Linked DNA regions of Homo sapiens: region 1 is linked to region 2. Evidence: chromatin loops called from intact Hi-C (ENCODE). Cell type or tissue: endothelial cell of umbilical vein. All regions are shown on one strand. Links, peaks and the distances in the headings refer to the core of each region. The heading gives the core; the rest is flanking DNA. Region 1 overlaps PDIA3 (protein disulfide isomerase family A member 3). Region 2 overlaps TP53BP1 (tumor protein p53 binding protein 1).

Region 1 (11,528 bases), core at 1-8,000, 330 kb before region 2:
CTGCTAACCATCCATACACCTGTGTTTATAAAGTGACTAAGCAAAGTGACAAGGAAACCTGTTTGAAGGGAAAAATTAGTCTGTATCATTTGGTAGAATGAGAAGGGAAGTTACTTCCCTTCTTTTTTTGGGGGGACAGTCTAGCTCCGTCTCTCAAGCTGGAGTGCAGTGGCGCAATCTTGGCTCGCTGCAACCTCCACCTCTTAGGCTAAAGCGATTCTCATGCCTCAGCTTTCCGAATAGCTGGGATTATAGGTATGTGCCACCATGCCCAGCCACTTTTTGTATTTTTAGTAGAGACAGGGTTTTACCATGTTGGCCAGGCTGGTCTTGAACTCCTGACTTCAAGTGATCCACCCACCTCAGTCTCCCAAAGCGCTGGGATTACAGGTGTGAGCCACTGCGCCTGGCCCCTCTCTCTTTTTTTTTTCTTTTTGAGACAGTCTCACTTGGTTGCCCAGGCTGGAGTGCAGTAGCGTGATCTTGGCTCACTGCAAGCTCCGCCTCCCGGGTTCACGCCATTCTCCTGCCCCATTCTCCTGCCGCAGCCTCCCGAGCAGCTGAGACTACAAGCGCCTGCCACCACGCCCAGCTAATTTTTTTGTATTTTTTTAGTAGAGACGGGTTTCACTGTGTTAGCCAGGATGGTCAAGATCTCCTGACCTCGTTATCTGCCTGCCTCAGCCGCCCAAAGTGCTGGGATTACAGGCGTGAGCCACCATGCCTGGCCGCCCCTCTCTCATTTCTTAATGTTGAACTCAGTGCTAGTAATTTCTGTTTCAGGTCCTGGAAGACAAGATAATCCAGGAATATAAAAAGTTCAGGAAGGTAAGACAAGGTCTGGGAACGGAAGCAAGGTAGAATGAGAATTTTTACTTTTTGACATGGATGCTTTTTCTCTGCAGCAGTACCCAAGTTACAGAGAAGAAAAGCGTCGCTGTGAGTACCTTCACCAGAAATTGTCCCACATTAAAGGTCTCATCCTGGAGTTTGAGGAAAAGAACAGGGGCAGCTGAAGTTATCAAGGGAATTTTTGAGCCTCTGCTTAGTGAAACACAAAGGAACAAAGCAGCTATAAACTAAATAGAATGCAACTATCTGCTTTTCTTATGCTGACCACTGGAGTCCATGGTGGCAAGTAGAGAGCTGCTCTAGGTTCTTGAGGTTTGGTTTTCATTATTAATTTTTAGGGTATGGGCACTGTGCAAAGACTCCATAGCTGTGCCTAGGAGTCTAGGAAAAGTGACAGAGGCTTGGCTTTTTTACCTTTAGTTCAGCCAAGTCATTTTCAAGTCCTGAGAAATGACATCATCTTCAGGATAAAATAATGAGGACATTAGACAAACCAAACTAAGTGAATTTTAGCCTGGTAGCCTCTCTAAGGAAACAGTAATAATAACTTCTGATAAGAGTTAAAAGAACTTGTAGCATACCTGGATATAATGGGAAAGGGCCTGGGTGTTACCCATGTACTGAAAATGAACTTTTACCAACATGGCTAAAAAATTAAAACTGACTGCTTCTGTGTCCTTTGTACAAGTTTATATGTTTCCCTTAAATCTTCCAAGGCAGATGGTTCTTAACCCTGGCTTTACATCTGAGCCACTTTTGGGGCTCTCTAAACAATTAGATCCCCGGGCCCCAGCCCAGATGTTATGAGTTACAAGATTATGGTTTAGACATCTTTTACTTTTTCCAAGCTTTGTGTGTGACCAAGATACATACTTTACTATAAGGCTCTACCAAATTCATCTTAAAATTGACAGCTAAATACTGTAATTATATAGTAGGAAGAAAATTCTTTTCTGAACATAGGAGTTCCTAGGATCACCTAAAGTAGGGCTCCTACCTGGAATTCTCCAGTGACTGAAAACTATAACTGGGCAGGATTTGAATTTACCTACAAAAGGAGATAAATGGTTTAGTTGGACAAAAGATCACTCTTCAGTCTTATCCTTTCTGTTCCTCATTGTTACAAAAGAAAGTGGATGCTTCACTCATAACTAGGAATGGTACTGCCTTTCCCAGTTCTACTGAAGGGGAAGTTAAAGGGCCACACCCTAGGCTTTAGGGGATAGAACTGCACCCAGCAGTGTCAGCAATTCCTGAAACAACTTGGATGAAACTGCGTGATGCCACACCCTTGACAGGGCATTTCTGAGCAGAGAACAGTCCTTGGGAGATATAAACATGCAGTAAGCTCAGCTGCGTGGCAAGGATAAACAGGAACCCATCCTTAGGGCATGGACAGCCTAACAAGAAAGGCCCTTCAGCTGTTCTAATCACCAGGGTAGGCCTGGGAAATAAACATGTAAGGAGAGAAAGAGATAATAAATTTTGAAAGAATTTTGAGGTGATGAACTATGGACCCAGTCAGTCTACAGCTGCCGTGACCAGTATGGTAGCAACTGTATGGCTATTTAAATTAATCAAAACAAAAATGTAGTTTCTAGCCATATTTCAGATGCTCCGTAGCTACCTGTACTGAACAGTGTAGATTACAGAGCATTTCCATCACTGAAGAAAGCTCTATTGAACAGTGATAGTGTGTAGAGAACATCTGGTTCTCAATCTGGTGGAAAATAAGACAGTTTAAAGGGGTCTCATTTATTGTCACTGTTCCAAATGTACAAAAAAAATTAGAAAATACCCCCAACTCAACCCCACCCCCACAACATTTCCCCCAACACAAATAATTTTTCCCAAAACCACAAACATAAACTGGTCCTGGTATTTCCATAAACAGTGCAGCTAAGAAACAGTTTAGAGAAAATTTAACAGGATTCAGATTATATCCATTCTGTCCTCTCGGCCCTGAGAGGTAATAATTCCCATATGGGTCCTAGTCCTCCCCAATGGTTTTCCCATCTCTGATGGAAGAGTCCTTTTACAAAGTGGTGTTTGGCTACTGCTTTAGAGATCCTCCTGTGCCTTCTTCTTCTTCTTGGGTTTTTCTTCTTGAATTACAGGGGGGTTTGTAGCTTCTCTTTGTAGATAGCTAATAAAATCACTTAATTCACGGCCACCCTGAAAACAGAAAGATCAGCTTAAAAGTGTAACTTTTTAAAGAACCCTGATCTGCCCCACCCAAACAGGAAGACTTCTGAGTTTGTAAAAGCATATTAGCAGCCACATATACTGCCCATGAGAGTTTAAAGAGATTTTAGTTAAATAAACCCAATTAGCCTAGCACGGTGGCTCACGCCTGTAATCCCAGCACTTTGGGAGGCCAAGGCAGGCTGATCACCTGAGGTTAGGAGTTCAAGACCAGCCCAACCAACATGGAGAAACCCCATCTCTACTAAAAATACAAAATTAGCCGGGGTGGTGGCGCATGCCTGTAATCCCAGCTACTCGGGAGGCTGAGGCAGGAGAATCGCTTGAACGGTGAGCCGAGATCACGCCATTGCACTCCAGCCCAGGCAACAAGAGCGAAACTCCGTCTCAAAAAATAATTAAATAAATAAATAAACCCAATTAAAGAACTATGTTTAAGGTTGTGTGTTTACGTCTGTGTATATATTTGTGGGGATATGGGACAATTCACTTACTTCATATTTCTTTGGATTTAGCTTCTTGTTGGCTGGAGAGAAGTATATGGTAGGAAAACTGGGGAAAGAAACATTTATTAATTTCAAGCAGTTATGTGGGCCCATACTGCAGAACTCTTAAGCCAAGAAGGAATCAGTGGTTCTGCCTTCAACTGAATATGAAAACTATGTCTAGTAATGATTTCCTGGTGGTTACAAGCTTTATTCCTATCTATTGCCTAGACACTTTTGTTAAGTTTTAAGCCACTTACCCTCTGACTTCATATGGAGAAGGCACATCATTGGCTGTGGCATCCATCTTGGCTATGACGATATTTGGGTCTTTGCTGAGCTGTTAATAAAACAGGTTAAATGTTTACATTTCAAGTTTTCAGTGACAGAGGGACACTTAGTCAATTGAAGACTTAAAACAATCTCATTCTTCAAACACTAAAAATACAAAAATTAGCCGGGTGTGGTGGTGCGCACCTGTAATTCCAGCAGATAAACTGCTGTTCATGTGGGAAGAGTGGTTTGCAGATGGTAGTACCTCACTTTCCACAAGCTTCCCTTTTTTCTCTTGTATTAAGACTCTACATATTGCCACCTTCAAATTTACCTGGTCTGAATAAGACATTACAGGGGCTAAGCCAAATGTTTTAAGATGAAGGACCATATGGATTCATGTAAGCCATTACCAAAATTCAGAAGTCCTTAGATATTTTTAACCATTATCTAGATTGAGCCTGAGGAATGGAATGTTAAAAGTGGGTATCTCAGGCACTGCACAGGCTGGAGCACTAGGGGGCAGTCACGAGAAAGTGAGTAAACAGCAAGTAATTGGGAAAAAAATCTATCAGTACTTAGGAACCAACCAAATTAGCCAATGCTGAATACATACATAAACTTACTGCTCCCGCTCAAATGTTATCCTCAGAATAGGGTTCACACTTACCTTCTCGCCAAGTTCTTTATACTTGGGCTCCAGGTTCTTACAGTGACCACACCAAGGGGCATAAAATTCAATCAGCACATCTTTATTTTCATTATTCACTATTTCATCAAAATTCTCTGCTACCACTACCTGGAAAACACAGAAGAATCTCTAGTTGGTAACATAAAAAAATAAATTCACAACTGTATTTGTTCCTAGACCCAATCCCTCTCTAATTTGATGTGTTACCACAGAAAATAAGTCATGGAAACCCAAATCACATTTACAGATTGTATTAAAGATGTTGTCATTCACTAGATACCAACTCGTTCCTATGTCTGTCACCTGTCAAACTATGTTCAGGAAGTTACAGGACATAGAAGTGCTACCCAACCATTCCTTAAAATAATTTCAAGCCAAGCTTGGTGGCACATGCCTGCAGTCCAAGCTACTCAGAAGGCTGAGGCAACAGAGTAAGACCACATCCCTATAAAAAATTCAAAGCAACACACTGTTCTTAGGGGTTGCTCTATCCTCAAGAGTAACTTAGCCCAATATAAATTTCATCAGAAAATTCTACGCAGGCTTTACACGCTTGCCCCTACCAAGCATTATGAGCCCTGCCAATGCTTTTTTTTTTTTTGAGATGGAGTTTCGCTCTTGTCGCCCAGGCTGGAGTGCAGTGGCATAATCTTGACTCACTGCAACCTCTGCTTCCTGGGTTCAGGCGATTCTCCTGCCTCAGCCTCCCGAGTAGCTGGGCTTACAGGCGCCCGCCACCATGCCCGGCTGATTTTTTTGTGTTTTTAGTAGATACGGGGTTTCACCATGTTGGGCAGGCTGGTCTCAAACTCTTGACCTTGTGATGTGCCCGCCTTTGCCTCCCAAAGTGCTGGGATTACAGGCATGAGCCACCGCTTGGCCTGCCAATGCTTATTTTATGACTCGGGAGTAAGGACAAAAAAAAAAAGAGATGGCCAACGAAGTCTTCATTTAGACCCCACAGTTTTGGAACAAAGAAATGAGGACAGGCAATTGCTCATAGCTTGATGAGGCTGTGAGCACCTCACCTTCACAGGCCCATCATTGCTCTCTGGGATAGGTTCAGACTTCAGGTATCTCTTCAGATTGCCATCAAAGTAATCCTGCAGGAACCTCTCCAGAGCCTTCCCATCACGCCTACAATTGGAAAACAAGGGTAAGGCTTGTTAATCTATTCCCACCGCTGAGAAAATTACAGCAATTTCTTTGAATAGTTACTATGTATTTTAGCTTTTCAAGGCTAAAAAAGGGGGACTCTCATCTCTCAATATGCAGAACTACCGACTGAAGAAACAAACCGTTCCTTTTATTTCTAGTGTGTTCTTTGTGGATTACAAAGTTCAGAGAAAGGAGAATCATTGGTCTTCTGGAGATTCATCTTTGTAAGAAAACAAGGTCTTATTGCTCTGGAGCACACTATTTACAGTATTTTGTTTTATTGACTGGCTCACAAGGAAGATTTTCTCTTGTCTCAATCTCCCAAAATCTCAGAAAGTGAGGGTAAAAATTGTTTCCGGGGTCTTCAGATCTTCCCGATTCTGAGTTCACTTTAGACCCATGTGCTATTTCAAAAAGAAAATACATTCTGTAGGGATGAGGGGGGGGAATGGTTTGGTTTGAAATTACGTCAGTATCAAGGAGACTGTTCAATCTTTTTTTAGATTTTTAAATTTTTTGGAGACGGGGTCTTGCTATGTTGCCCAGGCTGGCCTCAAACTCATGGGCTCAAGTGATCAAGTGATCTTCCTGCCTCAGCCTCCCAAAGTGCTGGGATTATAGGTGTGAGCCACCACATCTGGCCCAAAGGAGGCTGTCCAATCTTATCTATTTCTTTCTTTTTTTTTTTTTTTTTTTTTGAGACAGAGTCTTGCTCTGTCACCCAGGCTGGAGAACAGTGGCATGATCTCAGCTCACTGCAACCTCTTCCTCCCGGGTTCAAGTGATTCTGGTGCCTCAGCCTCCCCAGTAGCTGGAATTACAGGTGCGCACCGTCACACCCGGCTAATTTTTGTATTTTTAGTAGAGACGGGGTTTCACTATGTGGGCCAGGCTGGTCTTTAACTCCTGTGATCCACATGCCTCGGCCTCCCAAAGTGCTGGGATTACAGGTGTGAGCCACTGTGCTCACCCTTTATCTGCTATTTCTAATGACCAAGTGGAATCATGTAAGAATTCCAACCTGCCATCCTTTCATTAGTTTTCAGAATTCATTAAGGATCATAATCCTTAAAGTACCTATATGTATTTATTTTTCTTTATTTATTTCTTTTTTTGAGACAGAGTTTCGCTCTTGTTGCCCAGGCCAGAGTGCAATGGCACGATCCTGGTTCACCGCAACCTCCGCCTCCCAGGTTCAAGCGATTCTCCTGCCTCAGCCTCCTGAGTAGCTGGGATTGCAGGCATGCACCACCGTGCCTGGCTAATTTTTTTGCATTTTTAGTAGAGACGGGGTTTCTCTATGTTGGTCAGGCTGGTCTCGAACTCCCGACCTTAGGCGATCCACCTGCCTTGGCCTCCCAAAGTGCTGGGATTACAGGCGTGAGCCACCACGCCTGGTCTAAAGTACCTATATTTAAATTGAGAAAAATGACAGTCATAGGTCTTGATTAAAAGACCTATCTTCACATTCCAGGGTTATTGTTCTTTAGAAATCCTTTGTAGTATAAAAGGCTTTAATAATTGCCTTGGAGAATCAAAGCCCAACTAGCAACTCACGAGAACTCCTCCTGCATGACAAACTTCTCTCCTTTAGCAGTTCTGATAGCAACAACAGGAATCTCTCCAGCAGTGCTCTCCAAGCCAAAATCAGAAAGTTCATGGCTAAAGGTTTTGCGGCTAGCTACAGCAAAGTTGAGTTTGTGCCCAGCATCCAGGAATTTCTTTGCCACCATCATTACCCTGTGGGAAACAAGAGACATTTGTGCCAAGACTATACAGGGTGGTCAAGCACTTTTGAAACTAAGAAGCAAGTGATTGGAAAGCAAAGACTAAGTTCTATAGTTCTAGCCTTCTGGAATCAGTCTGAACAGTCTGAGCTCTTGGGCACTGACACAGGGTTATGATATACTTCAATGCCTTACTGAACTTCACTGGCAAATTGGTGATACCCAATCAACTGGTGCATTCCTGCTAAATCTTGCTGTAATATATAACTGAAATCTATTATAGGCATAATAACTGATCTGAAAACAAAATTTGTAAGGGTAAAATGCACTGAGAGGCTCAATGTGCAAGTAAGCACAATGTTTTAAGTGCATTTTATATCAAATTTCCACCTTCTACTTGGAGTCACTGTGTCACAAAGCAAAGAAACACCTACGAAATACATGCCCAACAGATTGTGAAAACAGTTTATTTGTCCTTATGGCTTCAAATGTAGCCATTTGAAGTCAATTGTAGACAATTTGGAAGCCAAATGTTCCCATTCTTTCCTGCTTTTATACCACACATGGTAACAGGATAGTTACTTTAATTTTTTTTTTTTTTTTTTTACCTCTTCTTAAGGAACCATTTATTGTTTTACAGATTCTTAAGGAACCAACAAGATAGTTAGAAGGGACTGTCTATACATTGGGTAAACTTGTTCATGAGGGAAAAACATAATTCTTATTACCTGTTTCTCCAGTAGTTGGAACCTTTAGCGTTCTTTTCATAGTCCACATCATAGTAAGCAATAAGTAAGTCCTTGCCCTGTATCAAATCTTTATTGTCTTCTGTCATGTGAGGGCAGATACCAAAACTGAAATGAAATAATCCATTATCAACTGGCTTGCCAAGTTTTTAGCTATATCATAAAGTTGCCACAAAATAATTGATAGCATTTATGAAGGAAAGAGATTTTAAACATTTAGAACAAGTACTGAGCAATATATACCTTACAGGATGACAACAGGAGTTCTAACACCCACACATTACTGCTTTAATATAAACTCAAACTATTACTATTACAATCCCCCCAAATAGACTGTTTACGCCAAAATATAGCTCGGCTTAATAACTGAGGTAAACAAACTAAAATCAAGCAAATAAATCCCAGACAAGATACAAAGAAGTACTCACATGTTTTCCTGGATAAACTTTTTAATTTTGCCACTGGTCATTTTTTGCTCTGTATATGCCACAGTCTTGTCCTCAAACTTGTTAGTGAGATGTGAAGGACGAAATAAGATGATACCCCTTAAAAAAAAAAAAGAAAAGTCTCAGTAGGCAGATAGCAGAAGAACTGTCTCCCATCTTTTTTTTTTTGAGATAGGGTTTCGCTCTGTTGCTCAGGCTGGAGTGCAATGGTGTGATTATAGCTCACTGTAGCCTTGAACTCCTAGGCTCAAGTGATCCTCCTACCTTAGCTGCCCAAATAGCTGAGAACACAGGTGTGCACCACCATGCACAACTAATTTATTTTTTAAATTTTTGTAGAGATGGGGGTCTCATCATGTTACCAAGGGTGGTCTTGAACTCCCAGGCTCAAGCGATCCTCCCATCTCAGCCTCCAAAAATGCTGGGATTACTGGTGGAGCTCCCATGTTTCATGTAAAGCTCAGACTATGTACTTTTGCTGCCACTTTTAACTAGCAACATCTAAGCACATAAGGACTCTTTTCTAGTACCACAGATTCAGCAACAAGACCTTCTCATTAACACTAAGATGCTAACCACCTTAATCTTAAGTGCAATAATTGGGTATAGGGTTTACTAAATTTTGGGTTAGAAAATTAAGAGAACGTGGTTCTAATCATAGTTCCCCAACTAATTCCAAACACGTTGGACCAGGTCTCAATTTAATCCTTCTGGGCTTCAGCTTTTTCATTATCTCAAAAGGGGGTTAGAGTAGATTTTCAAACCTTTAGAAACAATAGCGGGCTGGGTGTGGTGGCTCACACCTGTAATCCCAACACTTTGGGAGCCCGAGGCAGACAGATCACCTCAGGTCAGGAGTTTGAGACCAGACTGGCTAATATGATGAAACCCTGTCTCTACTAAAAACACATAAACTACCCAGGTGTGGTGGTGCACACCTGTAATCCTAGCTACTCAGGAGGCTGAGGCAGGAGAATCACTTGAACCCAGGAGGCGGAGGTTGTAGTGAGCCGAGATCGCACCACTGCACTCCAGCCTGGGCAACAAGGGCGAGACTCTGTCTGAAAAAAATAAAAAAATAAACTCAAACTTGCTCTGAATCTTCTTTTCACTCATAGTTAGTGACTATTGTTTACATTTTTTTATACTCACCCCTTCCTATCCATTGCCACTAATGCTGTTGACCGAGTTTAGACTCTCACATGTCATCCTCAGTTTAGATTCTCCTTATAGTCCTTAGAATTCTCCTTAGAATCCTTAGAATGCCTTGCACCACTCCCCCTTCAAATCATTATCATGTGGCTGCCAGTGACTTCTTCACAAATTTAACCCATTTACGTGGGAGGTTGCAAATTGTTTTTGTGAAAGATCAGACCTTGGCAATGACCTTGAGCAGGAGGATATAAATAACTCCCACAAGCTTAGTATTCCAGTAATGGAACACTAGGCATTACTCCCCAGCCCAAAGTCTTTTAATGGCTCTCAAATGTCTAAAAGATAAAATCAAAGCTCTTTTGTATGGCACTTAAAATTTATAATTTGGTCTCTGCTTAATACTCCAATCTTATCTTTCATTATGATCTCAATCACAAACAATACTCCAGCAGTACTATGGGCCCCAACATGCCTAGGCTATCTTACATCTCAAGGCCTTCACTCCTGGTGCTCTATCTGGAATAATTTTTATTTCAAAGGCCATAACCTTCCAGAGAAAACTGATCCTTCAAGAGTCACCCCCTCTATGAATATTTCTGATATTACCCCCCTACCCCATAAGAAGAAAAAAACACTCCCTCTTTTGTACTTCCAACCACTCCATATATAGTTCTACATACACTTACACTTTCATTTTTATATATGTTCATGCATACAATCTCCCTCTACTAGATAGAGGGATGTTCCTTGAAGGCAGCAATAGTTTCTGGGCATGTAGCATAATGCCTTGAAAGTACTCAATAAACCCTTGGGAAAAATTAGGTATAAAAATGACCAATTCAGCTGGGTGCGGTGGCTCATGCCTGTAATCTCAGCACTTTGGGAGGCCGAGGTGGGTGGAACACTTGAGGCCAGGAATTTGAAACCAGCCTGGGCAACATGGTGAAACCCTGTCTCTACTAAAAATACAAAAATTAGCAGGGTGTGGTGGCGCGTGCCTGTACTCCCAGCTATGCAGGAGGTTGAGGCGCGAGAATCGTTTGAACCTGGGAGGTGGAGGCTGCAGTGAGCAGAGATTGCACCACTGCACTCCAGCCTGGGTGACAGAGTGAAACCTTGTCCCAGTCAATCAGTATCACCAGTTCACACAATAATACTTGGTCAGGAGATTCAACTCAGTCACTTACTCTCCATTATCATCATACTCGTTCACCAGAGACTCAACATTCGTATGTGCAAATCGGTAGTTATCCCTCAAGTTGCTGGCTGCTTTTAGGAACTCGGAGTGAGCCTCACTGAATGAATCATCGAAAAAACCTATACAGAAAATATTAAACACAAGGAAGAAGCAATAAGTGCTGACAGATGGACATTCCAAACCATAAACGTCTATTCCATAAACCATAAACATTTCATTCTATTTTGAGGACTGGGTCTGCTTTGCCATGACTACCTCAGACAGGCACAATATTTAGGATGAGAATTTTCCCTCTACCCTTTACAGAAACATTTCTTGAGAGAGCCAAGGGAGAAAATTTGTCAGTGTTCAAGTCTTCATTTTACTTTCCCATAATTGAACAAATTTGGGCAAATTGCTTAAGAGTTTCAGGGACTATTTCAGGTATCAGAAGGATTAAATTAAGATGACATGTCAAAATAAACTGTAAACCACTTCACCCAATTTTTTTCCTTCTCTATATTTGTCTTCAGAACTACTCATTTAGAAAAGTGACTAAAACATAAATGTTTAATAAATACATGCTAACTCCTTGTAAAATATAAAGAATCAG
Region 2 (8,000 bases), core at 1-8,000:
ATTGGGGGAAACAGTTGATGAATTAAGGCCCTGAAGAAGTTGGGAGGGGAAGCTATTGAAGACTACACAGAATAGGTTGGATAAGCAGGACTTCTTCTTCCCTGAGACCAGAGAAAAGTAATTTTAGCTAATACATTTTTAGCTCTTACTGTATACCAGGTACTTCACATGTATAGCTCATTAAATCTCATAAGAAGCCGATGAACTAGATCCTATTATTATCCTCCTTTTACAGATGAGGAAACTGAGGCACAGGAAGGTTGAGCGCCTTCCCTAAACATAGCTAGTAAATGGAGTAGCCGGGATACAAATCCAGGAAGTCTGGTTCCAAATCTTTGATGCTGTGGTACTTACTGATTTGAATCTTAGCAACTCAGTAGACTGAGTTAAAGTATTACATGGTTCCATCCTTACTATCATCTTTTCCGGAATAAATAAGGGCTTATTGCCAGGCATGGTGGTTGGTGCGCTTCTATAATCCCAGCAATGCCAGAGGCTGAGGTGGGAGGTGTGCTTAAACCCAGAAGTACAAGACCAGCCTGGGCAACATAGTGACATCTCATCTCAAAAATAAAAATTTTAAAAAGGGTTTGTCAAGAGAGAGAGTATGTGATAGCCTTAAATCTTACTTTACCTTTGGATCTGAAATTACAACTAGCGAAGTGTTAAGGATGGTTATATCAGTAAATTTTACTACCTTTCCTAATACCAGGAGCATAGTATCAAGGACTGTATTCAGTGTTACTTACATCATTTCATCCTTACAACAAACTTTTTAGGTTTGTTGTGTTTTTATCTTATAGAGGAGGACACTGAGACTCAAAATGACAAAGTAGTTTACTCCTAGGTTGGACTATTAAGTGCAATAGCCAGGGTGTGAGCCAGGTTTCTATTTCAGAGCCAGGGCTCCAACTGAATTTCAGCTGCCTCCCTGATGGACTGTTTAGATTATGTTGGGTCATGAATATTTTAGAAATAATTAAAAACCATTTAAGGGTTGTTTTCTCTAAGGCTGGTATAAATTGTAAATGAACAAATTTTAATCCCTTGAAATTAGTGACATTGTTGTGAGAATATGGGATTTTTTTCAGTACGACCTTTAATCTGTTGCTGCATGTTCTTGAAAATGTCCTTTTTGTTTCTTTTTGTTGTTATTGTTGTTGAGACAGGGCTTCTCCCTGTCACCCAGGCTGGAGTGCAATGGGGTGATCTCAGCTCACTGCAGCCTCCATCTCCCAGGCTCAAGCGATCCTCCCATCTTAGCCCCCTGAGTAGGTGGGACTACAGGCACGCCCACCACCCATGCCTGGTTAATTTTTGTATTTATTATAGAGATGGGGCTTCGCCATGTTAGCCAGGCTGGTGTTGAACTCCTGGGCTCAAGCGATCCTCCTGCCTTGGCCTCTCAAAGTATTGGGATTACATGAGTGAGCCACCGTGCCTGGCCACCCTTTGTTTTTGAAGTGTCTGTCCTAAAGCACTTTGGGAAGAACTTGGGTACCTTCTATTTGTGGGTGCTCTAAAAACTATTTAAAATTAGTTCATCAACCTAAAATATTTTCTACTTATTTTATTAAGTTCTTTTATTTTTAATTTGTTTTTAATATGATATAAATTTTAAAAAGTTTTTGGTTTTTAATTTTGTATTATTACATACTTTTTTAACTTCTTATATGGGCAGAGATGAATTTGGATTCAGAAGTTTAATTTTCATTTAAGAATGTTACTGCTGGCCGGGTGTGGTGGCTCATGCCTGTAATCCCAGCACTTTGGGAGGCTGAGGTGGGTGGATCACCTGAGGTCAGGAGTTCGAGACCAGCCTGGCCAAGATGGTGAAACCCCATCTCTACTAAAAATATAAAAATTAGCCGGACATGGTGGCAGGTACCTGTAATCCCAGCTACTCGGGAGGCTAAGGCAGCAGAATCTCTTGAACCCGAGAGGCGGAGGTTGCAGTGAGCTGAGATCATGCCACTGCACTCCAGCCTGAGCAACAGAGTGAGATTCTGTCTCCAAAAAAAAAAAAAAAAAAAAAAAAAAAGAATATTACTGCTAAGGGCTAGGTGTCGTAGCTCGTATGTGTAATCCCAGCACACTTTGGGAACCTGAGGCGGGTGAATCACCTGAGGTCGGAAGTTTGAGACCAGCCTGGTCAACATGGTGAAACCCCATCTCTACTAAAAATACAAAAATTAGCTGGGTGTGGTGGTGCACACCTGTAATCCCAGCTACTCAGGAGGGTGAGGCATGAGAATCGCTTGAACCCAGGAGACACAGGTTGCAGCAAGTCGAGATTACGCCGCTGCACTCTAGCCTGGGCAACGGAGTAAGACTCTGTCTCCAAAAAAAAAAAAAGTTACTCATTGTATTGTATTTCTTGCCAATCTTATTAGTCTTTTATAGGAAGTTTGAAAGAAAATTGATTGGTGGAAGTGAGAAAAACTTGTACCATTAAATTACAAGAAATAGCCAGCCGGGCACAGTGGCTCTTGCCTGTAATCCCAGCACTTTGGGAGACCGAGGCGGGCGGATCACGAGGTCAGGAGATTGAGACCATCCTGGCTAACACGGTGAAACCCCGTCTCGACTAAAAATACAAAAAAATTAGCCGGGCGTGGTGGCGGGCACCTGTAGTTTCAGCTGCTGGGGAGGCTGAGGCAGGAGAATGGCGTGAACCCGGGAGGCAGAGCTTGCAGTGAGCCGAGATTGCGCCACTGCACTCCAGCCTGGGCGACAGAGTGAGACTCTGTCTCAAAAAAAAAAAAAAAAAAAAATTAAAACAAATCTGGCCTGCACTGCAGCCTGGGTGACAGAGCGAGACTGTTGTCTCAAAACAAACAAACAAAAAACAAGAAATCTGGCAGATCACTTGATTTCAGGAGTTTGAGACCAGCTTGGGAAACTTGGCAAAACCCTGTCTTTCCTAAAAAATACAAAAAATTAGCTGGACGTGGTGGCGCATGCCTGTAGTCCCAGCTACTCGGGAGGTTGAGGCAGGAGATCGCTTGAACCCAGGAGGCGGAGGTTGCAGTGAGCTGAGATCACGCTACTGCCCTCCAGCTTGGGTGATAGAGTGAGACTGTCTCAAAATAAAGAAATAAATAAATAAAATTACAAGAAATGTTTGTATGTTTATACTTACTAGTTTTACTTATTTTTATTTCTTTTTGTTATTTTTTGCAAATACTAGTAGAGCAGAGTGAAGGTTTAGGTGTGATACTAACTAAATTCTGTTTCTCTTTCCTTTCTCTCCTTGGTTTTGTTTTTATTCAGAGCCTGCAACTGGTGAAAGAAAAAATGGATCTACTGCTGTTGCTGAGTCTGTTGCCAGGTAACCAAAGCTGGATGCTATTTAGAGTTTAATACACAGCTACTGGTGATGAGGGTAGATGGTTTATCAACAAAGGAAAAAAGTTAAAATGAGAAAGTTAAAATGAGACTCTTTCATAAAGGATTTAGCAATGTTTTGAATGGATCATAGACTTTTTAGTTAATACTTTTTTAAGTTCAGTGAAGCTTTTTTCTACACCTAGAACTAAGATAATTGAAATGTCTTTACTTTTGTTCATGTGAGAGTTCCTTTCCCCCCTTTTTTCTGTTGCTGATACAAGAGTCTCCACAATCTCAGGATTGTTGATCCAATTGATGAGAAAAAGAAGGATTAACAAGAGATAGCTACAGACCTTGTTCCTTCTGCAATCGCATACTCAGCTGCAGCCTCAGGTCATTTTCTCTTCTGCCTGCCAAATTAACTACTATGTTGAGCTGTTATTTTTGCTTTGTCATGGATGTTGTAATGCTTTGAGGACGAGTATGACCCCATACTGAGGTTTTGGTTGGTAAGCTTTGCCATCTGGTGGCTGTGAGAATACAATTGTTTCAGGCATGAGTCATCCAGCCTGAAAACGCTAATAGCAGTTGGTGAAACATAGGCAAGAATTCTTCTTTTATTTTCTTTTTTATTTTTTGAGACAGAATCTTGCTCTGTTGCCCAGGCTGGAGTGCGGTGGTGAGATCATGGCTCACTGTGACCTCAACATCCTGACCTCCAGCTATCCTCCTGCCTCAGCCACCTGAGTAGCTGGGGCTACAGGCATGTACCACCTCATCTGGCTAATTTTTGTATTTTTTGTAGAGATGAGGATTTTACTATGTTGCCCAGGCTGGCCTTGAACTCCTGGGCTCAAGTGATCCACCTGCCTTGACTTCCCAAAGTGCTAGGATTACAGATGTGAGCTACCATGCCCCACCAAGAATTCTTAAATTAGAGGCTAGGCGGGTACTGTTAATAACTAAAGTGGCTAGGTACAAGACAGAGTGTTTTTTTTTTGTTTTTTTTTTTGAGACGGAGTCTCACTCTGTCATCCAGGCTGGAGTGCAGTGGCACGATCTCCGCTCACTGCAAGCTCCGCCTCCCGGGTCCACACCATTCTCCTGCCTCAGCCTCCCAAGTAGCTGGGACTACAGGTGCCAGCCACCACGCCTGGCTAATTTTTTTTTTGTATTTTTAGTGGAGACGGGGTTTCACCGTGTTAGCCAGGATGGTCTCGATCTCCTGACCTCGTGATCCGCCCGCAAGACAGAGTGTTGAGGACAATGGCAAACTGAATGTATGGTCCATGTGAAAGGGTGTGCCCCACTCAACTCCAGCCAGTAGTTGTCATGTGAAACTGCAAACTTCTTGTTGCCACATCTTTGTTTTTAGAAAGAAATCTGGATTTTTAAAAATAAAATATCAAATAAAAGAGGCCTGTGGACTAAATGTGACCTCACTTGTGAGTTTCTGACCTTTTTCAAAGTCTTTTGATCTGTTCTTAGCTATGTCTTAGAGAGATTAGTTCCTCATTGGGCTATTAGTATATTTAATCTGAAACATAAGTACCGTAGAGTCCTTTTTCATTTGAAGATCCCTTAATGATATATAGTCTTAGAAGCTGAAGAAAGTGGAGTGTGTATCTGGTCCATTTGGCTTTAACAGAATTTTTGGCCAGGAATAAGTTGTTATTAGTCTGTACTTGTGCATATTCAGAGGGAACAGAGTATGTTGCTGAAGCTTCTAGAACTCTTAGGGTAGAAAGTAGAGAGGAGAAAATAAGGAAAAACTTTGAGCAGAGGGTTGGAATGGTGGATCCTAGAATGAGATGAAATTTTTGATATTGTTGTGAATAAATTTTTCTATATAAGAATCTAAATTTAAAAAAATTCGACTTGTTTGCTATTGTGTTCACTCTAACAAATCATCTAAAGTAAGCTCTGTCACAATATTGGAAGTGGTCCTTGGTTCATCTGCATTTAGGTGGAGATTTTTTGTTTGTTTGTTTGAGACAGGGTCTCACTTTGTCAACCAGGCTGCAGTGCAGTGGTGCAATCACAGTTCACTGCAGCCTTGACCTCCCAGGCTCAAGCGATCCTCCTGCCTCAACCCCACAGGGTGCTGGGACTACAGGCACCTGCCACCAGGGGCTAATTTTTGTGTTTTTAGTAGAGATGGGGTTTCGTCATGTTGCCCAGGCTAGTCTCTAACTCCTGAAGCTCAAGTGATCCACCTGGCTTGGCCTCCCAAAGTGGTAGGATTACAGGTATAAGCCACCGTGCCCAGCGTACATGAAACTTTTAAGTGTTGTTTGTAACTGTACTCTGTTCAAATTACTTGCTGTCACCTTATTTCTCAATCATTTTACTACAGAAGGTTTCAAGCATATACGAAAGTAGAGAGAGTAGTATAATGGACTGCCATGTATTCATCACCCAGTTCCAAAAATTTCTTATGGCCAGTCTTGATTCATTTATATTTCCAGCACCCCCCTCCCTACTGAATTATTTTGAAGATAATTTCAGCATTATATAATTTTATCTGAAATACTTCAGTGCTGTCTCCAAAAGATAAGGATTCTTATTTTAAACTTAACCGTATTACTATTATCATACTTTAAAAAATTGACAATGGTTCCTTAATATCATGAAATATTCAATGTTCAGATTTCTCTGATTGTCTCATAAATGGTGTTTTACAGTTTGACTCAAGATCTAAATAAGGTCTGCATATTGCATTTGATTATATCTCTTTAAGTCTTTTAAAATACAGAGTACCCCTCCAGTCTTTTTTTTTTTTTTTTTTTTTTTTTTTTGCCTCTTGCTTGCAAATTATTTGTTGAAGGTACAGATTGTTGTATGGTTTTCTACATTCTGGATTTTGCTGATCGCATCTTTATGGTATTTAATACAGTCCTCTGTCCACCTTATTTCCAGTGAATCTTCCTTGAGAATTTTAAATTATGCTAATTCAAAACAAGTATGGAGAATTTGCATTTTGGTGTAAGGTGGTTTGGAGTTTGATATGCAGAGAAAGCATTTTATTTCCTCTGTGCATAAAAGGATAATCTCCAAAAGTACTTTTCTTTTCAAAGTTAACAATATATTGCTTTAATATATTGTCTTAGTCCCCAGAAGACCATGTCTGTGTTGAGCTGTATCTGTGAAGCCAGGCAAGAGAATGAGGCTCGAAGTGAGGATCCCCCCACCACACCCATCAGGTAAGCATTATTTTTATAGAATCTTTTGGGCTCCATTGGTTCACAAAATGGTTAGTGCCCAAATCCTAATATGTACTGTGCTGTGGTTTGAATGTGGCATGTGTTGGAAACTTAACCCCCAGTGCAACAGTGTTGAGAGGTAATTAGTGGTATTGGTATAAAGCTACAGAAGTTGACCACACATACACAAAAAAGAGGTAATTAGGTCGTGGGGGCACTGCCCATATGTATGCATTAAGGCTGTTGCCGTGAGCATGGGTTAATTATAAAAGGCTGAAGGGGCAGTTTGGCCCCCTTTCCACCTTCTTGAATGCACCCTCACCATGTGATGTCTTTCCACCGTGTTACGATGCAGCTAGAAGGCCCTTACCAGCTGGCCGTCTAGATGCTAGTGCCATGTCCTTGGACATTTCAGCATTCAGAACCATGAGCCAAATCCTGTAAATCTTTTTCTTTATCAATTTCCCAGTCTGGTGGGAATTCTGTTATAGCAGCAGAAAACAGACTAAGATGTACTGCTACTGTTTTGTGAGCTTGAGCTTACCTTATTTTTTTATACCTTGAGGGACTATAGTGTATTCTGGATAGATTGATGAGCTGTCATGAGAAATTTTGTTAAATATTTTATAGATACACATTTTTGTCTTTATCTGCCAGTTGTATCAATTTGAAATGACTGACTTCATAAATGTATTTATTAATTTATTTTGAGATAGGGTCTCACTCTGTCACCCAGGCTGGAGTGAAGTGGCGTGAACATGGCTCACTGAAGCCTTTACCTCTTGGGCTTCAGCCTCCCAAGTAGCTAGGACCACAAGCATGCGCCACCATACCGGCTAATTTTTCTATTCTTTGTAGAGATGGCTTCTCACTGTGTTGTCCAGTCTGGTTTCAAACTCTTGGGATCAAGCAGTCCTCCCACCTTGGCGTCCAGAAGTGTTAGGAATACAAGTGTGAGCCACCGTGCCCTACGGTGAAAATAATTTATATAATTCCTCATTTCTTAGATTAGTTTTTCTTATTTTGGGAATCATGTTTACTTTTAACAGACTTTTTATTTCTCCTTAGTTTCCCACAGAGCAAAATATGAGATGTTTAACATCCCAAATTTAAAGTTTTTCAGACTTAATGGAATTAATTTTTCCATAATTTCTTTTTCTTTTTAGAGACAGGGTCTCACTCTGTCACCCAGGCTGAGGTGCAGTGGTGCAGTAATAGCTCACGGCAGCCCCAAATTCCTAGGCTCAAGCAATCCTCCTGCCTGAACCCCCTGAGTGGCTAGGACTACAGGCATGTGCTGCCGTGTCTGGCTAATTTTTTTTTTTTTCAACTTTTTTTTCAACTGTGTTGCCCAGGCTGGTCTCAGACGCCTGGGCTCAAGTGATCCTCCTGCCTCATCTTCCCAACGTGCTAGAATTACAGATATGAGCAACTGTGCTTAGCCCCATAATTTCTTTACTCCATAAT

What was found. A loop is a pair of places that touch in the nucleus more often than their neighbours do. Peaks named below come from ENCODE experiments on the same cell type or tissue, not always from the same donor. Only the 100,000 strongest peaks of a DNase experiment are listed, where the experiment ranks them.
Region 1: it touches region 2 in a loop (7-fold over the local background); 10 of 110 quality-filtered maps call a loop at or near these places.

What each region holds. Positions count from the first base shown.
Region 1 is chr15:43,762,604-43,774,131 of GRCh38, reverse strand. It overlaps PDIA3 (protein disulfide isomerase family A member 3), which reads right to left. Exons shown (of 13, transcript NM_005313.5): 5 at 10,926-11,055; 6 at 8,566-8,682; 7 at 8,120-8,245; 8 at 7,222-7,404; 9 at 5,535-5,643; 10 at 4,486-4,614; 11 at 3,803-3,882; 12 at 3,552-3,609; 13 at 854-3,027. The coding sequence ends at 2,914. It overlaps ELL3 (elongation factor for RNA polymerase II 3), which reads left to right. Exons shown (of 11, transcript NM_025165.3): 10 at 784-828; 11 at 906-1,512. The coding sequence ends at 1,016. Among named protein-coding and RNA genes, the nearest start is that of ELL3, 8.6 kb to the left of the region's middle. In endothelial cell of umbilical vein, for the core only: a CTCF peak has its summit at 4,332 (motif pointing right); a DNase peak (open chromatin) is centred at 4,351.
Region 2 is chr15:43,436,857-43,444,856 of GRCh38, reverse strand. It overlaps TP53BP1 (tumor protein p53 binding protein 1), which reads left to right. Exons shown (of 28, transcript NM_001141980.3): 15 at 3,274-3,331; 16 at 6,441-6,533. Among named protein-coding and RNA genes, the nearest start is that of TP53BP1, 52 kb to the left of the region's middle. RefSeq lists an enhancer at 2,240-2,843. In endothelial cell of umbilical vein, for the core only: a CTCF peak has its summit at 3,853 (motif pointing left); a DNase peak (open chromatin) is centred at 3,826; H3K27ac peaks cover 1,862 bases.